Linked DNA regions of Homo sapiens: region 1 is linked to region 2. A link is an interaction called in ENCODE POLR2A ChIA-PET data of the cell type or tissue named here. Cell type or tissue: MCF 10A. All regions are shown on one strand. Each heading gives the region's core, and the rest is flanking DNA. Links, peaks and the distances in the headings are about the cores only.

Region 1 (4,400 bases), core at 250-4,249, 92 kb before region 2:
AAGTCCTCTGCTGCTCTTAAAACTTTATCACATTTCCTCTTTGGTACAGAATTGTTAATATACATTGTCAATCTTGCCTCAAAGAATTATACATCTTCCTTTTGGGGCACTGGGTCAGTTGGGTTATCTGGACTTTATTAAAATGGAGCCCTCATTTACTCAATGGTTTCTCTTAACCACTGACAGAGTATGAAGACCACATTAAAATTAATGGGTCATGTGAAGAGTAATGATTGGGGTGGGGGGTGTTTCTCTTATTAGGTATAAAAAGTAGATGATATACAAATAGCTACACTTACAAGCTAGCACCTCAGATGTTATAAGTCTGAGTGAGGTATCTGCATTTCAAAGGTAAACTGTATGTTGAATCACCATTGCCCTATCCGTACACAATTTAAGTTAATAGCAAAGACACAGGAAAAATTAGGCAAGAGGGGAAATAACTTAGATAGCCACCAAGAATTCAGTGTATGTATGCACAAAATCCAGTGTTTGATATCCTGCCTGGGATTCAACGTACTTGGCCTTCCTCTCTTCCTCCTCCCTGGCAGTCCAGGGACCTCAACTTTAGCTATTTTCCCAGATCTAGCTCATAGAGATAACCAGAAGAGAGACTATAACTAGGATGACTTACATTATTCTTATAGATACTGATCTGCAACAGTCTGTCCCCATGTCACCACTCTAGGATGCAAATATTAAACAGAGTGGGAAACAAATAGTAGTGTTTACAAGCATTGAGGGTGGGGTAGGGTCTGATTTTCCTGCTGGAAACAAATGATATTTATGTCCACCTAATTGTTTCAAACTCAAAATGATATGTATTTTCATTCAAGATGGAAAGGAAGTAATGGCTCCCAAGACAGAAGAGCAAATATTTTTATCTTTGAAAGCAAAAGCCTTAGTAACAAAAAAGATCCACAATTTTTAAGCTTGAAAAAGCCTTTCAAAAGATCTAATACAGAATTTCCAAAAACCAGTACGACTTGCAAGACATTCTGTGGAAAAAAGTTTTGTGACCAAACACATTTGGGAACTGTCACAGGTAATGCTATTCTCCTTCCAGATTTCCACAGCACTGGGCATATTAGAAGCTCTGAGAAGTTTTGCCATAAAGATACACTCTAACCATGTGTTTCCTTTAAAGGAGGAAACTAGAAAGGAGGTGACACATTGAGGTCACACAGAGTACCACATCTGTCAAAGGAAAGATCAACAGGCAATGTCAAATTTTAAGGAGAATGTGACTCAAGGAAGTTCTTGAAGGACAATATATATAAAAATGTAATTATTCAACCGTAAGCAGAATTATGTTCAGTAAGCCCCTTAGCCAATGTCTACTACAAAATGGAATGAACTATTATCTTAATAATTCTTTAAACACGTTTTTTAAATTGTTAACCCCAAAGTGACAAAACCTGAGACCATTTCCCTTCATTCACAGACGAAATCAGAAGCACACAAGACATACTTTTCAGAAGTCAGTGATGACAGGTTGTCCACCTGGCCTCCAGCCAAGATGATATTCATATCACTGAAAGTGCTGACTACTTGCTGCAGATAATTACTGGCTCCCACCTTACAGCAATTATAACCAAAGACAAGGACCACACGAAGTTCAGGGTTATCTAAAAGACCTGCAGAGAAATGAAGAGCAACAGTTAAAGACAGCCTTAAAACAGAAATTATTTTATACATGCTGCAAAATGAAATGTTACTGACTTGCACTCCACCTTAAGGGCAATTTAGTGGCTTAAGCTATCAAATTTTCCATTTTTTATTTTTTATCTTATTTTATATCCTCTTCGATCTCTGTATCAAGTTTTCCATTTTTTACAAACATTATGCAAAATCTTAATTATTTTTTCTATTAAAAAAACTAAATGGCTATTTGTGTTAATAAATAATGCAATCAACACAAATAATGAAGCAGCTATGTACTGAGCAGCAACTCTTGGTAGACCAAGGTGCAAGCTGGCTCTCAGTAGGGAACAAAAAAAAAAAAACACTGGTTTACACAGAGCTGTGCTAGCAGCAGTGAGAATTTACAGATTTTTTATTTTTTAAAGGAGAGAAAAGGCGCTAACCACTTATAGTGTGGTGAACAGTGCCCCCTGCCCATGCCAAAGGTATATCCACATCAAACCTCTGGAACCTATGCATGTAAGCTTATTTGGAAAAAGGATCTTTAAAAAAAATTTTTTTTTTTTTGGTAGAGATGGGGTCTCGCTATGTTAGTAAGGATCTTAAGATTAAATCATCTGGTCTATCCACGTGGGCTCTAAATCCAATGACAGTGTCCTCATAATGAAAGATGTACAAAGGAGAGACAGAGAAGAAAAGGCAGTGTGACCACAGAAGCAGAAACTGGAGCGGTAGGAAGAGAAAAAGAACAGACTCTCCCCTACAGCCTCCCAAGGTAGCACTACCCCTACTGCCATCTCAATTTCAGACTTCTGGCCTCCTGAACTGTGCAGAATAAATTTCTCGTTTTATGTCACCAAATTTGGGGTACTTTGTTACAGCAGCCTAAGAAACTACTACATCACTGAAATACAGGCTTTATTCACCTCCTCCACGGAAGCAGGTGAGAGTAAAGGCGAATTAGCCTTTGAAAGTTCCTTGCAAAGCAGGAAAATGTTCAATTCTGTGACACAGGAACTAAAAGCTGCTACCGCTAGGAGGTGGCAGAGTGTAACAGAGACAGCCTACTTGCTCTGCCCACAGCTCCCAGGTTTCACTGGAGCCTCTGGCAGCTTGTTTATAGACTATCAATTTGATTTTTTTTTTAAGTTCAGGGATACATGTTCAGGTTTGTTCCACAGGCAAACGTGTGTCATGGGGGTTTGTTGTGCAGATTATTTCATCACCCAGGTAATAAGCCCATTCTCCATTAGTTATTTTTCCTGATCCTCTCCTTCCTCACACCCTCCACCCTCTGGTAGGCCCCAGTGTCTGTTGTGCCCCTCTTTGCGTCGATGTATTCTCATCATTTAGCTCCCACTTATAAATGAGAACATGCAGTATTTGGTTTTCTGTTTCTGTGTTAGTTTGCTAATGATAATGGCCTCCAGCTCCATCCATGTCCCTGCAAAGGACGTGATCTCATTCTTTTTTATGGCTGCATATGTACTACATTTTCTTTATCCAGTTTATCACTGATGGGCATTCAGGTTGATTCCATGTCTTTGCTACTGTGAATAGTGCTGCAATGAACATACATGTGCATGTGTCTTTATAACAGAATAATTTATATTCCTTTGAATATATACCCAGTAATAGGACTGCTGGGTCAAATGGTATTTCTGTCTTTAGGTCTTTGAGGAATCACCACACTATCTTCCACAATGGCTGAACTAATTTACACTCCCACCGACAGTGTATAAGTGTTCCTTTTTCTCCACAAACTTGCCAGCATCTGTTATTTTTTGACTTTTTAATAGCCATTCTGCCTAGTATGGGATACGATCTCATTGTGGTTTTGATTTGCATTTCTCTAATGATCAGTGATGTGGAGCTTTTTTTCCTATGATTGTTGGCCGCATGTATGTCTTCTGCCAGCATTACCAAACGGGTGCTTTGGGGACAGGAAAATGAATCTAATACCTAACACACTTGTGTTTCCATTTGATTTGACCACATGACTTCCACCTTGACAAACCTAAGGTGGTTACCAGAAAGGAGAGTTACTTAAGGAAACAAAGGGTATGCAGATGCGTGAATGACCAATTACTAACACCAAATAATGACCTATTCTGGGAAACTGCCTCTGGTCCATTTCCAATTCTCTACACAGTAAATTACTGACTTGGACAGTAAAAAGAATATTACTTTCATGACATCATATACCCCAAACCATTGCTAAAGCATCTTTTTTCCCTTATAGACTAGCCCACGAAATTTTAAGAGAATATATTTTCTTCTTTAGAACAAAGTTTCAGAGTTGGGAGAGGCCTGTGAGATCAAGTCTAGAGTTTTATTTTACAAACAAGGACTGCCAATGCCAGAGAAGTGACTACTACCCCAGGACAATATAATGACAGACTCTACATTAAAACCCACATCTCCTGACACTCAGGGCTTTAGCTTTTAGAAACCTCATGACTTCTAAATCTCAACCTTTCCTCCTGTTTTCTAAGCTCTAGATGCTCTTTTACAACATCCACTAAACATCCTACCTGAATATTCTAAAGGCAACCACTCCCATTCATTTAACAAACACATACCCAATGTAAAGGAAAATTTTAAAAAAATCTCAGGACCTCCAAACTCCTTATGCCAAAGGGAAAGTTTAGCCTAGAGGCTGAGTCAAGCGAAGCACCATCCTCTCTCCAAATTAATATTGCTACTTCACAACCCTGTGTCAGAGCATTATACATTAGCCAGACCTACCGCCTCAC
Region 2 (4,400 bases), core at 279-4,278:
AAGAAAGATTAATCTGGCATTCATATATAAAATGGATTATAGTGGGCTTAGAAGTATGCAGCCACCGAAAAGAAGCAAGAGACCTGGATTCTACATCTGGCCTGCCATTAATTCAATGGGGCAAGTCATACTCAGCTCTGAGGCTCCTTAGCTGCAAACAATGAAGAGCCTTTGAATCAGTCTGAGTCAAGAGTGAAAAAAATTGAAGTACGGGAAATGGCAGTAGAAAGAACCACACTAGGGAATCAGTGTGGAGTAGAACTGCTAGATCTTAGAAATGACGGGAGGATAGAAGGAGAGAGGGGAAATTTGTTTAAAGTAACACTTTGAAATTTCTAGAGCAGATGGCAGGGAGGGAGTGATGCCATTGACACATCAAGAAAAAGATGTTGAATTTGGTGTGCTGATGGAACGTAGGTAGAGAGTTTGTATCTTAAGTTTGAAGTTTATGAGGGAAGTCAGAGCAAAGGACACATAATTGGGTCAGCCACACAGGTGGGTGATGGTGGAAGCCATGCCATAGGTGTGATCATTGAGTCACAAGGGAGGGAAGACAACCTGGGATGTTGAAGGGACCCTGAGGAAGGCTCACCATTGGTGCTTGAGTGGGAAAAGAGTCATTTGAAGAAGTCAGAGGATGACTCATGTTGAATTTTTATGGAAGGGACAAGTTAGTTCAGGACCAAGAAAAGGCCATAGGCTTTAGGGATTAGAAGGTCAGTGGTGCTTCAGAGAAAACCATTGCAATAGCATGGTGGGCATGAGGTCAAAGTGATGTTAAAGTGAAGAGAATGTACCTAGTCTACTTTCTTGAAAAGTTTCAGGGTGTTGAGAAAGAGAAATGGAATAATGGTTTGCAATAGCAAAGCAAAGGGAAGCTTTTGTGTTTGGTTAGGTTTTTATTATAGGACAGACAGAGATGGACTCACTATGAAATAAGCTTCAGGGCCCCTCGCAGTTACACAGCCCCCTTCTAAGTAAGTATTAACTTTTCCCCCTTAATTTGATATTTGTAATTTTGTATTTTTTTTTGAAGAAGAAGAAGACTCCCAAGATTAAATAAGCTTTAGGCCCTGAAAACCCTGGATCTACCTCTAAGGAGAGAACCATTAACAGGCAATGAAGACTGGATACGAGAGAGGAGAAAAAGCATGCTACTGGGTCCTGGAAGGGAAGAGAAAACATGGGATAAAGAGTTACTCATAGAAAGGAATGCCCCCTCCATAGAGGATAGGGTTGGGGGAGAGAATTGGGGAAGACACAAAGAAATGTTGAGTTAGACTAGAGAGTTGTTGAGAGACCTCATACTGAATGGATAACATGAATTTCAGCAAAACAAGATTGGGGATTAGTACGATAGATAAAAACAGAAGCCAGAGGACAAAGAAGTACTAAAAAAAAAAAAATCTGCTTGAAAACTCTGATCTTGGAGTCTCATCTAGAAGTGCATAAAGGACCGTGAGACTAGGATGGGTTGGGAGGCTGGAAGTCTCCAGGAAGACAGAGCAGGTTCAGTGTGAAAGGAAATATGAGAGCTGCCACAGCCTGCACAGTGGAAGAATTTCAGACTTCAAGAACTTGAATGCATGCAGCCATAAACAAAGAACAAGATCATGTCTTTTGCAGGAACATGGATGGAGCTGGAGGCCATTATCCTTAGCAAACTAATGCAGGAACAGAAAACCAAATACCGCATGTTCCCACTTATAAGTGGGAGCTAAATGATAAGAACACATGGACACAAAGAAGGGAACAAAAGACACTGGGGTCTACTTGAGAGTGAAGGGTGGGAGGAGAAAGAGGAGCCAAAAATATAACTATTAGGTACTGGGTTTAATACCTGGGTGATGAAATAATCTGTACAATAAACCCTATGACATGAGTTTACCTATGTAACACACCTTCACATGTACTCCTGAACCTTAAATAAAAGATTTTTTTAAAAAAAGAACATGAATGTGGAAGAATGCCCAATTATATGTTCCATGCTATTCTGGTCTAACATATTCTTTAAGGCCGTGTTCAAATGCCATCTCCTTCAGTGAGCCTTCCCTAGTCCCCTATATTGAATTTTAGTCCCTCCTTTTCCTGAATTTCCCAGTACCTTGTCTATTACAGCACTTATTTAACTCTGCCTTTGTTATGACTAGCTGGTTTCTCATTTGTCTCCTCTGCGAGATTATGAACAACTTGTCCTAATCCTCTTCATGTCTGTAGCACATAGCCTGGTTCCTGGGACATAGAAAGCACCCACTAAATGATCGTTACGTGAATATAGCCTACTGAAGGTGAAACCCATGTAACATCCTTACTTAGAAAGACTGCAAGTAAATTGTGAGAGAAGTGATCTAGTTTGACTAAAATGTCAGGGAAGTGGTGAGGACCTCTCCCTGTCTAAAGTGAGCACACATCAGCATGTGGCCACTAGGCCCAGACAACCACAGCACTACCCAGGAGGCACAGGAAACTGAGCCCATCCCTGTTGAAATGAACAAGTGACTCATTATTCAACTGCAGCCAACTCAGCCAGAAAGTTTTTCTAAGCTACAATTTTCACAAGTTTGGACTCTGGCTTATAACAAAACTCCTATCTTTGATTTTAGTTTTAGTTAGCAACACTCATCATTTCTCTCTTGCCTGTATTATAAAGGGCTTTCAGACCAAGATGTAAACACCTTGAAGTGGTATGAATTTGGGATATATGCATATGAATGTTATTCTGGGGAGAAGATCTAAAGCACCACTGTCCAATAGAACTTTCTGCAATGATGGAAAGGTTCTATGCCTGCCACAATATGGTAGCCACTAGCCTCAGGTGGTTACTGAGCACTTGAAAAGTGGTTAGTGTGACTAAGGAACTGAATTTTGTATATGTGCTGTCTAAGCAAGCACTGAGGAACTGAATTTTGATTTTATTTAATTGTAATTAATTTAAATTTAAGTAGCCACGTGTGACTGCTGCCTACCATATTGGATAGCACAACACTAGATAATTCTATCATTTTATAATAATATCACATAGAGCTTGATATAGCCATGTCCATCCTTCCTTACCCCTTGAGAGCAGTGACGAGATGTTACTAATTATATCCTCAGTGCTCAGCACATACTTGCCTGACACATACTCAGTTCATAATAAATGTTAAATGAATGAACAAAAAAATTTCACATTTTCTCTGAACTTAGTTTTCTCATTTCCAGAATACAGAGGGTGTGTTCTGAGATTTCTTCTGGCTCAAAAAAAAAAATTCTCTTTAAAAATATTTGTTTGTTCAACACATATTTGTTGAACACCTGCTATGTCCTAAACTACTACTTCTTTGTAGCAACCTAGGAAACCATCATTATGCCCCTAAATAACTGAGTTTCAGAAAAGGGAAGTAATTTGCTTTAGATTATGCAATAAATAACTGATAAAGCCAAAGTTTTAACCCAGGTCTGTCTGTTTCCACCAGTGCTGCTTCTATATAAATTACAATTTTTAATGTAAATATTATAGATAAATATAAAATAGCAAATAAATTAGCATTGAGTGGGCAGGGTGGCATAGGAACTTCACTGGATTGGAATATTTATCTTCCTCTTGGGAAGAGCCATGTTTCTACAGATAGAGTCTTGATTGTTGAGTGAGAGACATCAGCACTTTCAGGAAGATCACCTGGGCCACTGAGAAGGAAGGATGCTCCTCCAGAGTGGGAAGCCCTCCTGACTCCAGTGATGCTGATGATGGGGGCTGGGGGTATCAGCCTGGCGTCTACTGTGGTAAATTGCTAGGAACCTTTCAGAGCATTACATCCTCTCAGTCATCAGCATATGAAAGCCTCAAATGAAAGATTTTCTCCTCATCCTTCCAGTCACATTTATACAAAACATTCTTCTGGAATGTTTAAGGCTACAAACAAGTATACAAGTGTTTAAGAGGTACAAGTGAGAACATCTAGATCTTTCTAGATCTAAGTATAATATACCTTTTACCCAGTGACTTCAAATCTAAGCATGCGTCCTAGAGAACTAATTAAGCGTGCACATCAAGATTTAGTTACCAGAGTGAGGGCAAGAGTAAATAGCTATGAGGCAACTGGAAAATTTGAACATTAAATGTTTGATGATAATATGGAATTGTTGTTAAATTTTTTTAGATGTGACAATAGTATGGCTATTACTTTTTTTTTTTTTTTTTTTTGGAGATAGAGTCTCACTTTGTCACCCAGGCTGGAGTGCTATAGTGTGATCATGGTTCAATGTAGCCTCAACCTCCCAGGCTCAATTGATCCTCCCACCTCAGCCTCCCAAGTAGCTGGAACTATAGGCATATGTCACCATGCCCAGCTAATATTTTTTTGGCAGAGACAGGGTCTCACTATGTTGCCCAGGCTGGTCTCACACACCTGGGATCAAGC

What was found. ChIA-PET counts read pairs that join two places held together with the same protein. Peaks named below come from ENCODE experiments on the same cell type or tissue, not always from the same donor. Only the 100,000 strongest peaks of a DNase experiment are listed, where the experiment ranks them.
Region 1: POLR2A ChIA-PET joins it to region 2 with 5 read pairs; 10 of 35 experiments call an interaction of 5 or more read pairs at or near these places.

The regions. Positions count from the first base shown.
Region 1 is chr15:75,927,121-75,931,520 of GRCh38, reverse strand. It overlaps FBXO22 (F-box protein 22), which reads right to left. Exons shown (of 7, transcript NM_147188.3): 6 at 1,472-1,637. Among named protein-coding and RNA genes, the nearest start is that of FBXO22, 25 kb to the right of the region's middle. In MCF 10A, for the core only: CTCF peaks have their summits at 2,114 and 2,652; a DNase peak (open chromatin) is centred at 2,700.
Region 2 is chr15:75,835,177-75,839,576 of GRCh38, reverse strand. No RefSeq gene overlaps it. Among named protein-coding and RNA genes, the nearest start is that of UBE2Q2, 6.1 kb to the left of the region's middle. In MCF 10A, for the core only: no CTCF peak of the experiment used is centred there; a DNase peak (open chromatin) is centred at 2,456.